Linked DNA regions of Homo sapiens: all the other regions are linked to region 1. A link is a contact called in ENCODE Hi-C or POLR2A ChIA-PET data. All regions are on one chromosome and are shown on one strand. Each heading gives the region's core, a stretch centred on a gene start or an enhancer-like site at or near the end of the contact. The rest is flanking DNA. Distances are from core to core; before and after follow the strand shown. Region 1 holds the start of ADA2 (adenosine deaminase 2). Region 2 overlaps MICAL3 (microtubule associated monooxygenase, calponin and LIM domain containing 3). Region 3 holds the start of BID (BH3 interacting domain death agonist).

The links. A loop is a pair of places that touch in the nucleus more often than their neighbours do. ChIA-PET counts read pairs that join two places held with the same protein, here RNA polymerase II (POLR2A). Pooled maps may share reads with other maps.
Region 2: a loop to region 1 is called in a map with no recorded cell type, with 8 times the contacts of the local background. The contact joins the enhancer-like site here to the promoter of ADA2 in region 1. A Hi-C loop is called at or near these places in 6 of 37 single-sample maps with no recorded cell type and 5 of 50 pooled maps.
Region 3: a map of CD8-positive, alpha-beta T cell shows a loop between it and region 1 (8-fold over the local background). The contact joins the promoter of BID here to the promoter of ADA2 in region 1. A Hi-C loop is called at or near these places in 1 of 168 maps with a recorded cell type or tissue (CD8-positive, alpha-beta T cell), 13 of 37 single-sample maps with no recorded cell type and 8 of 50 pooled maps. POLR2A ChIA-PET finds 5 or more read pairs at or near these places in 2 of 52 experiments (CD8-positive, alpha-beta memory T cell and activated CD4-positive, alpha-beta T cell).

Annotation. Positions count from the first base shown.
Region 1 is chr22:17,217,157-17,221,617 of GRCh38, reverse strand. ADA2 (adenosine deaminase 2) reads left to right here and starts at 2,183. Exons shown (of 10, transcript NM_001282225.2): 1 at 2,183-2,262. RefSeq lists enhancers at 2,396-2,525, 2,536-2,605, 2,446-2,806.
Region 2 is chr22:17,795,837-17,800,297 of GRCh38, reverse strand. The region is part of intron 29 of MICAL3 (microtubule associated monooxygenase, calponin and LIM domain containing 3); the gene reads left to right. Among named protein-coding and RNA genes, the nearest start is that of LINC00528, 21 kb to the right of the region's middle. RefSeq lists enhancers at 2,077-2,126, 4,417-4,461. Within about 2 kb of position 1,962, at least 5 of the 41 ENCODE cell types and tissues checked have a DNase peak (open chromatin) inside an H3K27ac peak, as active enhancers do.
Region 3 is chr22:17,772,230-17,776,690 of GRCh38, reverse strand. It overlaps BID (BH3 interacting domain death agonist), which reads left to right and starts at 2,222. Exons shown (of 6, transcript NM_001196.4): 1 at 2,222-2,310. RefSeq lists silencers at 2,094-2,193, 2,214-2,263, 2,284-2,353, 2,384-2,713.

The sequences.
Region 1 (4,461 bases), core at 934-3,433:
CACACCCTTGCCAAGGTGTGACTTGGAGTCCTGGAGCCACCTTCGGAGATGTGAAAATTAGCTCCTACTTTTAGCTAAAGCGTTTGGAAAGAAAAGCTTGATCTTTAGCTTTGACCTGGTCTTTAAAAAAACCCTTCAAGGGGAACATCACACACCAGGGCCTGTCGGGGGGGTCGGGGCTGGGGGAGGGATAGCATTAGGAGAAATACCTAATGTAAATGATGTGTTGATGGGTGCAGCAAACCAACATGGCACAGGTATACCTATGTATCAAACCTGCACATTGTGCACATGTACCCTAGAACTTAAAGTATAAAAAAAACCCACAAAAAACCCTTCACATGATTTACTTTCAGAATTGGTGGTTTCCCTTTGTGCGGCGCTGGAATCAATCTTGTTTCTCCTTATTACTTGCGGTGCATTCTGCTTCCTCTAACTTTCAAAAAATTAGTGTTAAACTCTTTTTTTTTTTTTTGAGACAAAATCTCACTCTGTCATCCAGACTGGAGTGCAATGGTGCAATCTCAGCTCACTGCAACCTCCACCTCCAGGGTTCAAGCAATTCTCCTGCCTCAGCCTCCCAAGTAGCTGGGATTACAGGTGCGCACCACCACACCTAATTTTTGTATTTTAGTAGGGGCTGGTCTCGAACCCCTTCCATTGTGATCCACCTGCCTCGGCCTCCCAAAGTGCTGGGATTACAGGCATGCACCACTGAGCCCAGCCTAGTCTTGAACTCTTGATGAGGGAATCCCTGACCCCTCTGTGTTTTCACTTTGGGATTTCTTCCTGTTTATTAAATGAATGACCTTGGTACTTTTTGGAGAAAATGACAAAAAGGAGCATCAAGGCTCCAGATGTATGGGAGCTGCAGAACTGAAACTGCCGTGGGCTTTTGGGGGTAGATTTGGGGTCTTGGGGGTAGATTTGAGTGGGACTGGGGAGGAGTGGGGTGCAATCGAGTCTTTAGACCATGCATGTGACATGGAGGTCCCTGGTGTAGCCTCCCATGTCTGCATTTCTAATTGGCTTGGATGAGGCATCCCAATAGTTACTTCTAAGAATAGTCATGGCTAATATTTATCAAGAGCTTTCTATGTGGCAGGTACTTTGCATGTGTTTTTCCTTTAATTCTGACAATGGACCCTCTGTGGTGGGTGCTTTTATTATCCACATTTTCAGATGAGGAAACTGAAGTATAGAGAGTTGAAACAACTTGGTCGAGGCCCCACTGCTACAGTGCTAAGGCCAGCTACAAAGCGAGGTCTGACTCTGACCGTCCTGGGTACAGGAGCCTTGTCTGCTCCACTTGTCCCTTGGAGCGTTGTTCTTGCTGGTCCTCTTCACACCCCAGCTCTTGTCTCCTACCTCCTGCCCCCTCTACTGTCCTGTCCCCGCATCCCTGATTTCCCCCCTAAAACATATATTTTATTATAGCTACTTTTTACTCTCTGTCTAATGGGTTGCCCCACAGTCCACAATCACATTTTGAGGAAGGAGAACTTCCCAGAGTTCATGAACAGATTTTGGAGTGCCTCTTTGCGGTGCTTGTTTCCAAAACCAACATGCTGTGGACCTTTCAAAGACACAGTACACACAAACACACACACACCCTCCCTCCAACACAAATAAACCCACATGCGGCCGGGCATGGTGGCTCACGCCTGTAATTCCAGCACTTTGGGAGGCCGAGGTGGGCGGATCACCTGAGGTCAGGAGTTCGAGAGCAGCCTGACCAACATGGTGAAACCCCATTTCTACTAAAAATACAAAAAATCAGTGGGGCATGGTGGCGCACGCCTGCAATCCCAGCTACTCGGGAGGCTGAGGCAGGAGAACTGCTTGAACCCGGGAGGCGGAGGCTGCAGTGAGCTGAGATTGCGCCATTGCACTCCAGCTTGGGCAACAAGAGTGAAACTCTGTCTACAAAAAAAAAAAAAAAAAAAAAAAAACAAACCCCACATGCACATAAACCGAAACACACACGAACACACAAACACCCACATGAACATGCGCACAAGCCCCCCACATCAAACTCAGATGCACACAGCAAGCATGCATGTAAGCCACACACTTGCCACTCTGGCTGCCTCAGCACTGCAGAGCCCCTCTCCCCGGCCTCTAGTTGGATCCCTGGTGCACACTGGAGGGAAATAAAACCTACCCCAACAGGAAGTGAAACAGTTGGTGAGCTTTTCCGGTGCTCTGCACAGATGCTGGGGCGCTGAGCAAACAGCCCTCAGTTTCTGGAGCTGTTCCGAGGTAACTGGGGTCCTTTGGGAGCTGTGGGATGATGAGGTTCAGGAGGTAGCTGGGAAGTCCGGAGCTTGGGCTTGATCCACCTGCACCTCTCCCTGTCTCCATCTGAGCTGGGTCTGAGACTCTCAGTGGAGGAGTAACAGGCTTTCTCCCAACAGGCTTTTGAAAATGGGCCCAAGGGCATTTACTCAGGACCACAGATGCATGTGGCCTACTCCACTGTCACCAGGCTGGAGTGTGGTGGCACGATCTCGGCTCTCTGCAACTTCTGCCTCTCGAGTTCAAGCCATTCTTGTGCCTCAGCCTCCCTAATAGCTGTGATTACAGGCACCCACCACCACGCCCGGCTAATTTTTGTATTTTTAGTAGAGACGGGGTTTCACCGTGTTGGCCAGGCTGGTCTTGAACGACTGACGTCAGGTGATCTGCCTGCCTCGGCCTTCCAAAGGGCTGGGATCACAGGCAGAGCCACCACACCCAGCCTCCTTTCTTCTTAGTCTGGAAGCAAACTACTTTATGAAGTTTTCATGCATCCTCTTTTAAAAGTAAAAGGAAAATCTTGTGGAGGAGAGAAGATGAAGTAGATATAGCAATAAATTGTGAATAAGGATTGTTTTTACTAGTATTCAACCAGGCAGGTCTTGACCACCATTAGATAAACTTCTGTCTGGCAGCCTGGAAAAGTTCACAGTTGCTGGGACACAAATGCTTTTGGGGTCCTTCTTGGAGAGGATGGAGTTGAAGATTTGGGAGCTTGATGGCCTTTGTTATGTGTCACCAGGGAGACAGGGACAAGGGGCGGGGCTGTTGATGGAGAATGTGGCATGGGGTAGGTGGGATGGTGACATAGAAGTCACCGTGCTCCTGCCCTAGAGATTTTAGTAGCAGGCAAACACCGTGGTCAAAAAAGAGAGTCAAGGACTTAATGAAGTTAAAGGGGTTCTGCTGACGTCCAGCACTCTGATTTTGGGGGTACAGCTTCTGCCATAACTGCATATTGCTGATACTAGTTCCTTCTTAAAATTTTCTTTGCTATCTGATGTACTACAGAATAACTGAGCTGGGAAGAATCTTGGATATTAAAATGATTTAATGAGTAGCAAACTTTCCATTTTTGTCATATCCTTGCACCTCTATTTACTTAATATTTTTCTTTAACTTAAAAATTTTTCAACAAAAACAATAATAGTTACGATATCATGGGTTTGATGTGCTAATACATGTTTTAAAATTACCTATCTGTCAACATAACCCCTATCCATTTGTGAGCCACCTAAGATTGTATTTATGCCACTGATGATATTCATGCTGCACTTGGAAAACCACTGATCTTGTCCAAGTTACCTTTTTTGTAGGTGAGGACACTGAGATCTGGAGACGTTAGTGATTTGCCCAAGGTTGCACAGTTAGAATGATACTAATTTGAGGCTGTTCCTAAGGTCTCCTAATTTACAGTCTTGACATGTTCCAGTATGCTGTATCATACTTTCAAGTGTAGAGAAACAATCGTTTTATTTTCATTTTAAAAATTTTATTTACGTATTTATTTTTGAGACAGAGTCTTGCTCTGTCACCCAGGCTGGAGTGCAGTGGTGCAATCTAGGCTCACTGAAACCTCCGCCTCCCAGGTTCAAGAACTTCTCATGCCTCAGCCTCATGAATAGCTGGGACTACAGGTTCAATACACCACGCCTGGCTAATTTTTGTATTTTGGTTTTGCTATGTTGCCCAGGCTGGTATCGAACTCCTGGGCACCAGTGATCTGCCCACCTCAGCCTCCCAAAGTGCTGGGATTATAGGCATGAGCCACTGCCCCTTCTTAAATGTAATTCAAATAGATAACCCAGGTAAAGGAGCAGCATAGAGCCTTGTGTGAGGAGATGCTGAATACATTTCCTTCCTTCAGTCCCTGCTCGTTGCCACCCTGAACTGGCTGCTCTCTGCAAGTTTTGATAATCCTTTCTAATGCTAATGCTCTGAAATACCAAGATGCTGTACCTTGGTGTGGCCACAGAATGATTGACTGTGCTGTGCAAGGTACTCAATCTAAAGACTGTCAGTTCTGGGGCAATTTCTTGTATTCCTTATTGGCTTATTTCCTTCACCTGTTTTTTTTTTCTTTTTCCTTCTGAAATGTCTGTTATTTGGGTGTTGGATTTCTTCAACCAATAATCATCTCATTTTCTTTTCTCCTATTTTGCT
Region 2 (4,461 bases), core at 713-3,212, 580 kb before region 1:
CTAAAACTGATTGAAAATACACACACATAATTTCTAGTTTTCGGGGACCTCATCTCTTGATTTATATGTCTCAAAGGAAATTTAAAGAACACAAAAGGTTTAGAAATGTAACATGAAGGACTGGAGGTGGCCTCTTGCTGTTGTGAGATGGAGGTGCAGGGACGCCAGCCCCTGCCCTTCTGAGCAGCCGTCTTCCTGTTCTCTCTGCTTCTCTGAGTTTCATGTTGATAGGTTCTTGGTTTGCCTGACCAGTCCACCATCAGCTTGGTTCTGCTTTGCTTAGGAACTTTGGAACCTGCGAGGTTTCCCAACGCGTGTGTGTGTGTGTGTGTGTGTGTGTGTGTGTGTTTTAGAGTGAGGTTTCCCAGCGCGCGTGTGTGTGTGTGTTTGTGTGTTTTAGATTGTAATTCTTACATGCATTTGTTTGGTTTTTTGCCTTCACTTTTCCTCCCAACCTGGAGCTTTATCTCTGCATTAAGTCTGTGTAGCACCAGGTGTCTCCCAGCCCCACTATGTGTATGCTAGACTGGGCCTGCCGGACCAGCCTCACCCTGTCATGACAGCTGCTTGCATGTCTGCAGTATTGCACACCAGCCAGCTGGGACCCCTGTCAGGGCCATGGTGTTTGTCATCGCCCGAGGTTTTAGACTGGACCTCAGCCTTGCAGTGCCAAGGCTGCCCCAGGCCAGGAGCATGGCATTGGTGGTGCCCACCAAATAGGCTTCCTGGGTTGGGGACTCAGAATAGCCGAGTGCCTTCTTAGTCAGCAACACATTTGGTCAGTCTTCCCTCACACTTCCCAGGCTGCATAACCTGAGCAAGGCAGAGTGGAAAATCTACGGTGGCCCCACTCCGTAAACCTGAGCCGCCAAGGAATTCCAGCCCTGAGCACTTTGCTTTGTGAAAGTTTTTGAGACAGGGTCTGGCTCTGTCACCCGGGCTGGAACCCACCCAGTGGCGCCATCTCCACTCACTGCAACCCCCACCTCCCGGGTTCAAGCAATTCTCCTGCCTCAGCCTCCTGAGTAGCTGGGACTACAGGCGTGCGCCACCACACCCAGCTAATTTTGTGTTTTTAGTAGAGACGGGGTTTCACCATGTTGGCCAGCCTGGTCTTGAACTCCAGACCTCAAGTGATCCACCTGTCTCGGCATCCCAAATGCTAGGATTACAGGTGTGAGCCACCGCACTTGGCTGCTTTCTGAAAGTTTAATCCAGTCAGTTGGGCATAGCCATGACAGGTAATTCCCCTTGTGTTTCCCAGGAAAAGGTGACAAAAGCTCTTTGGTGTCTCCGACAGGAGTTCAATAAAAAGGCATTGCTCTGGCCGGGCACGGTGGCTCCCACCTGTAATCCCAGCACTTTGGGAGGCCGAGGCGGGCAGATCACAAGGTCAGGAGATCGAGACCATCCTGGCTAACATGGTGAAACCCCATCTCTACTAAAAATACAAAAAATTAGCCGGGTGTGGTGGCGGGCGCCTGTAGTCCCAGCTACTCAGGAGGCTGAGGCAGGAGAATGACGTGAACCCGGGAGGCGGAGCTTGCAGTGAGCCGAGATCGCGCCACTGCACTCCAGCCTGGGTGACAGAGGGAGACTCTGTCTCAAAAAAAAAAAAAAAAAAGGCATTGCTCCAACACTATTTATCATTATAATATTTATGTTATTATTTATAGTGGTACTATAGTTAGCAGTAAATATAGTGGCATCACCGCCAAAACAAGTGTGAGAAATGAGAGTCCAGAGAGTCCACCCTGGTAAGCTAAGGGCTGCACGTGGCTGCCCAGAGAGGCAGGAAAGTGGAGCCTCAAAATATGCCTGAGAATAAGCGAGCCTCTTTCCTGTCCCTGACGCCTTGGAGCGTGATCCTCAGAGACCAAAGGGAACTGAAAACCAAAAATGATCTCTATCTACGCAGGATGTTCCAAAAGTGTGGCTGAAAGGGGAAGACGTTAACCTTGGGGCTCTACAGAGTTTCTGTGTGCGTGAAACACACAACAGCATATCAGAAGGGAGGGTGTGGGGCCAGCCTCCACCTCTTGAAAGTCTGGTATTCTAAAACGCTTGCAAGCTGATTATTTGGGATTCTGTATTTTCACGTGGAAATAGAGTTGTAAATGGTGGCTCGGCTCATAAAAAGCCCATTTTCCTCATTACACCTCTGTGTGTGGTACTAGTCTGGTGACACTCCAGGACCTAACCCGTGTTCCCTGGGGAAATGCAGCATTCCAGGCTGGGGCCTCTGGGCTCTAGAAGTCTCCCTCATTGGCCCTCTTTTGGTCTGCTGGACACTGCTTTAGGGACCTCCCCAGCTCTGTGGTGATGGTGCCTTTGTCCAACCAGGGGGAGCTGGGAGCCTGTCTAGTGGGCAGAGGTGGATACCAAGATGAGGCAGGTCCCCGGGGCCAGTTGTCCAGCAGGCCTGGAGGACGGCCCGCCGACGTGCCTGCCCGCTGTGGCTGTGCCCACCTCTGCGTCCTCTGCTGGCTGCCACGTGGTTAGCGTTGGTGGCCGGTGCGTTTGGGGTGCTCAGTAAACATTTCTGGCATAAATTAGTAGTCTCCCGCATCATCCTTACCACAGGCCATGATTCATGTATGATATTGCTGTTTTTGATATCAGCATCCATGTAGAAGCCAGTGGGTCAAATAGAACCAGGCAGAATTGAATGATTGAGTCGGAAATGCAGAGCATCAAGCCAGCACCCACCGCCACACAGATTGTCACTGGTGGTTGTCGGGCTATGAACAGAGTTGGGCCTTTGTCTTGGCCCCTCTGGGCTATTATTACTTATTTATTTATTTTTTAGAGATAGGGTCTCACTCACCCAGGCTGGAGTGCAGTGGTGCAGTCACGGCTCTCTGCAGCCTTGACCTCCCGGGCTCAAGCAGCCCTCCCACCGTAGCCTCCTGAGTAGCTGGGACTATAGATACTCACACTACCACACCCAGCTAATTGTTGTAGAGACGGGGTCTCACTGCATTGCCCAGGCTGGTCTCGAACTCCTGGGTTCAGCAGTCATCTCACCCTCACCTCCCAAAGTGCTGGGATCACAGGTGTGAGCCCCCGTACCTCCGAGCTTTCTGACCGCATCCTCACTAATCCTTGTGAGCAAGGCACTCAAGCCTCTGCTCCCCAGTCTCAGGGCTATGGCTCTTGGATTTCGAGTACCAGAAGGACTAAGGTAGGCCCTGCCTGCCTTCCAGATGACCATCTAGGTTCAGTGTGTGGGCTCATCTGCTTGCTTGTTTTTCCAGCTGCCCGGGTGTCTTCTTGATGCAGTGTGCCAAGGTGAAGAGTCTTGGTTGGAGAGAAGGTGGGAATATAGAAGTACAAGTACAGAGAAGGGGACCTGCCCTACAGCTGGCCACTCTTTCCCCCACACTGTTGGCCATTCTACCCCACACTGGGTCTTGGGCCCATGAGAGGCAGGGCCTGGAGTGAGGTGCTCGGGTGCGCCAAGGGCCAGGTGGTAGTGTAGGGGGTACCCCGACTTAGGAAGGCCAGGCCTGGATTCAGGTCCTGCCTTCACTGTCTCCCCAGGCACAGACAAAACAGACTCTACTTACCCTCTCAGGGCCTCTTCAGAAGACGAGGCAGGAAGGGACATCGGGCCTCCCTTCCAGGTGTGACATTCTGATCAGGGTCTGTGGGACTGCTCTTCCTTGAGCTGCCTGAGACGCCAGCATTTGTTACATTTGCCTGGAGCCTGTGTTGAAGAGGGAAAGCTCTGAGTTCAGAGTGGGCAAGAAGATTTGGCTTCTTTTCCAGGCTCTGCCACACTTAACTCCGTTGAGCCTCAGAACCCTCATTTGAATTTGCCCATCCTGGCAGCCACACCTGGCCGGTGTGAGGATCACGTGGGTGGTGCATGCGAGGGCGCCCTGAAGCCGGAGAGTGCCATCCGTGCCCATCTCATGCGCTGCTCTGGACAGGCCTCACTCCCTGGTGGTGTACTGTTGCTTTTTGAAATTTGGTGACAGGCACTGCCTGCCCGCCAGGTGTCAAGCGAGTGGCACTAAAGAGCCACCCCTGGGTCACACGTCCAAAGGAAGTGCTGCTTCAGAGGGAAAGATGGAGCAGATGTGCCCCCGAGTGTTGGAGACGCAGCAGAGTGCTCCAGGGAGGAGGGGTCCTCTGACCAGGACCCGCTCACTGCTCGGGAGCTCAGGAGGGGTGGCCAGCGCCCAGGGCACGCAGGAGTGCTTTGAGAAGTGGTAAATTATAGCACCTGTTAGCAACAGATGGAAACCCGTTACCCTGATGTTGAGAAAAACCAAAAAACTTCCATTTGCCAGAAGCTTGACAGCATCTTTGTTCTTAGAACCAGTGAACCAAGTCTTCTATTTCTTACATCCCCCTAAAAGGCAAAGCATTTACTATAAACCCCCCACCCCCGCCCCATGCATGCTCAGTCAGGTTCCAGTCAGGTGGAACTCCCCTTGTTGGATTGGTTTTTCC
Region 3 (4,461 bases), core at 973-3,472, 560 kb before region 1:
CAGGCGTGGCGGTGCATGCCTGCAGTCCCAGATACTTGGGAGGCTGAGGCAGGAGGATCACTCGAGCCTGGGAGGTCAAGGCTGCAGTGAGCTGTGATCACACCACTGCACTCCAGCATGGGTGACAGAGCTAGATCCTGTTTCAAAAAAAAAAATAAAGTCATCATTCTCTCATGTATGTGTATATTGTTTCATTTGTTAATTAAGGTATAATTTTACATACAGTAAAACTCACCATTCTTCGTGCAGAGTTCTCACAAAAGTGTACAATTGTGTGGCATCCACCACAATCCCTGTATAGAAGAATCCCATCATCCCCGGAATTTCCCTGGACCCTTCCATAGCCCCCCAGTCCGTCACCCCCTGAATTGTTTTCTGGCACCCCGCCCCCCTTTCTTTTTGAAGTGGTTGTTTTGCAGGAAACATCACCCTCTCTCATTTTACAAATACTGCAGACAGATTTTGAAGCCCAAAGCATCATAGAGGCAGCAGATCAGGACAGGGAGGATTGAGGCGGGGAGGCTCTACCCTGACTGTAAGAAGCACTTGAGAGACCTGCAAAAAGCCAACAGGAGAGGCAGAGACTGTGGGGGCCAATTGGTACAGGTCCTGCCCTGCATGACAGGGCCAGTGGCCCCCACAGTGCTGAGGATAAAATCCAACTGCTCATCCAGGCTGCTGGAGCCTCCTGCCTTCAGGCCACCCCACTGGCCTCTTGCCCACTGTGCCCCACTGTCCAAGCTCTCGCCTGCCCTGGGAGGGGCCCCTGCAGCTTCTTGTGCCCAGGTGCACGTCCCTCTCTTTTCCCATCTGGGCGCCTGCTGACATTGTACCATGAATTTGAACACCACCCTGCAGATGACCTGGCCTCAGTCCATGAAGTTTCCCTTTCGTCTTCTGCAGGGCACCGGCCCCTAATGCCATCTGACGGTTTCCCTGCTCACAGGATCTTCCATTTGTTAGCCCCCCAGAGTGCCCAGCCCGAGTGAAGAGCATGCAGGAAACAAGCCCCTGTCCTCGTGGAGGCTACATTCCGAGAGGGGAGGTAGGCAACACACACACAAACGACTCCGTGGTATGTCATGCTGCGATGCTGGCTGTGGAGGAAAATGAAGTGAGGCCTGGTGAAAGCCAGAGGCCATGGGGCTGCCGAGGAGGAACAGGGACAGGGTAGGATTTGCTTAGAGCAGGGCAGGTCGCGTGGGACTCTGCGGGCCACTGAAAGGAACTTGGCTTTTATTCAGAGGATGTTAAAGCGTGAGTGACATCCTCTGACCTTTTATAAAAGAGGCAAGAGTCTAGGGAGCCCGGGTAGAAGTGAGGGCGTCTGGAGGAGCCACAGTGGGCTCAGGGAGTGAGCCCACGCGAGGGCGCAGAGCAACTGGACGCTCCAACAGGGCTGGTGGAAGTGCCGAACGGTGTGCATCACCTTGGAAAGCAGGCAGTTTTTAATACCATGAAGCTCGTCCAGCCCTATGATTCGCATTTCCACTCCTAGGTATCACACTCAAGAGAAGTGAAGACGCCCACAAAGGGCTCTGCAGCAGCACTGCCGGTGAGAGCTGCATCCGGGGATGCATGGACTGGCCTGTCATTCCAGCACCTTGGGAGGCCGAGGTGGGAAGCATCGCTGGAGCCCAGGAGTTCGAGACCAGCCTGAGACCTCCAGAGGTGGAGACCCCCCCCCCACCACCTCCACTAAAAACTGAAAAAGAAATTAGTTGGGTGTGGTGTGCGCCTGTAGTCCCAGCATTATCTATATGTTAAACTGATGTTTTAAATCAGAGTTGATATCCAAATAATTAAAGAATAAACAACAAGCACAGGGACTGGTGAGGGGCTGGGCCAGATTCTCTGCAACCCACATGGCTTCACCCACTTTCCAAACCCCTGGTTCCGTGAGGACCTAGAATGACCACCCCAGACTGTTCCAGAAACAGCCTGGGGATTCTGAATGTTTCCCAGAGAATCATTAGGAATTATCCCAGCGGCGCTGGAGTAAGTGGCCAACTTAAAGTTGGACGACACTGTCTGAAACAGTCGCGTAAGGGGTAAGGGTGGAAAGCCTGGTTCTCACTGCGCTGCCGGCTCCCCGCCCCGCTCCACAGCCCCGCGCCGGCGCGGGCTCCCCGGGTCCCCGCAAGCCGCCGGGGGCGGGCCGGGGCGGGCCGGGGCGGGCCCGGGCGTGGGGGGCCGAAGGAGGAAGCGCGCGGGGCGCCATAAGGAGGAAGCGGGTAGTCGACCGTGTCCGCGCGCCTGGGAGACGCTGCCTCGGCCCGGACGCGCCCGCGCCCCCGCGGCTGGAGGGTGGTGAGTGCACCCGCGCCCCTCCCGGGGTACGCGCCGAGCCCCAGCCCGTGACCCCTGCCTGCCGCCTGCCCCGGCGTGGAGCTCAGGGCCCGCCGCCCGCCCTGGGCCCGACCGCGGTGGGAGCCAGAGGAGGGGAGGCGGGGGGTCAGAGCCCCAGGCCTCAGCAGCGACCTGAGGGCCGGGTCTCTCCCGCCTCCCCTCCGCCCGGGCGCCCTCCTCGGCGCGGCCGGCAGGTCGGTGCTGAGGGTCGGGTCCGCCTCGGAGGCGGGGAAGGCTTTGTTGTGTCCTCTCCACGTGGCCTGGGGATTCAGGGGAGGGGTGCGGGGCGCGGGGAGGGGGAGGGGCCGAGGCCAGCCCCGGAGAGGAGAAAACCCGCGGGCCTGGCCGGGTGCAGGCCACCCTTGCCGGCGGATCGGAATCCCCGCCCACACCGTGGTCTTTCCAGCACCGCAGACACCTGCCGGCTCCTCCCGAGCGGAGCTCAGGGCTGACAAAGCGCGGTCAGAGCGGCCGCTTACTGGGGCTCGCCCGCTCCTTAGAGCACTGGCAATGATGTGCGGATCCTCGCTGCTGCTGCTGGGAAACTGTTGAGTGGCTGAATGACCCCAGGGGACCCTGGGAGAGCTCTGAAGCCCTCAGCCACCAAGTGGCTGGGCTGGCAAGGGTTCATTCATTCATTCAACAAATACGAATGTGCAGCGGTGCTGGGGTCATGATGGCTCGGTGGGCAGCGAGGGGCCGGGCCGGCTGGAGGAGCACAGTGCGGATTCTGTAAGTGGGCTGGGGGCTGGGCCTTCTGCGGCTGGACCGGCCTTCACCTGCAGGCAGGGTTGGGGCAGGTGAGGAGCAGATGGACCCACCCAGAGCTCTTCCACCTTCTCAGGCTTGCACCCCCTTCCTGGAGCCTTATCCACACCCTCAGTCCTCGCTCTCACTGTGGGGGAGCTGCAGAGGATGCGGTTTTTCCACATTCCATCTCCACCCACAGGAGGCTTTGAGATGGGGGGAGCTCTCCTGGGCCTGAATGTGTGCCGTCCTGGGGCCCTGCAGTCCCCTGGGAGTGATGACCGAGACCAGATTCCCTGAGCTGGGGTCTTAAGGGTGTGGGGAGCGCAGAGGGATCCTCTGGCATCAGGAGTTGAGGTAGACAGAGCTCCAGGGAGGCACTGCCGGGAGGACGACCCTGGCCAAGCCTCTGCCTGCGGCCCAGGGTGTGCGTCCCTGCCCCTTCTGCCCCTCTTGCCCAGGGAGGGAAGAGGAAATGCGGGGTCAGCAGTTCGTGGCTGGGGTTTAAAGGCAGGGATCTCCCAGGACGGGCACAGGGAGCATGAGGAAGCAGCTCGTGTCTCTGTTCATGAGATGTGAGAGTGGTGACTGAGACGAGGGGTGCAGAGACCTGCCGTGGCTGGGGCGAGGTGCTGTTAGTGCTTCTGAGGAGGTTGGGCAGGATAGACGGTGGCTGTCAGGTGGTCTCAAGGTTGTGCAGGAGCTTGCCAGAGAGGGAAGCGGGGCATGGCCCCAGGGTGGTATGGGGGATTCTAGGGGGAGGGTGCCTGGGTGGGAAGGGGTGTCGCATGCCCAGCTCAGAGGCCTTGCTTAGGGGTGCTCACAGGCTCGGCTGACGTGAGGATGCTGATCGAAGGAGCTGAGGGTCCCACTCATTTGCAAGGGGGAACTGTCTGCCCAGGAGCCCCAGCAGTGCCCAGGCCCCTGGACTGACAAGGATGGATGAGGGTGATGGAGGCGGATGGACATTTGACACTGGAGCCTGCCTTCCAGGCAGAAGGGCCGTGAGTCATCCTCTCTCCGGTGCCAAGTGGAGGGGCTGAGCAGGTCCTCGACGTGACCGAGGACTGTGCCCGTTTTTTCAGGGGACCCGGAGCGCTGGCTCTGGCTGTCAGCCCATGAGAGACCTCCCTGCAGAGCTGTGGCCTCTGGAAATGCTTCCTGTCGTTGACATCTGGTCACCATTCTCCAGCTGGGGCTGTGGAGGGCAGCACAGGCCTGGAGTGTCCCCGAGAGCAGCTGGGCGTCTGCCCCTGCCCACCCCACAGGGCCTCCCACTCACAGGGCCTAATTAGCAGCTCCATGGCTGCCATACCTGGCGGACCGCCCTCAGCGGCCACATATATCCTTGCCCCAAGCCAATGA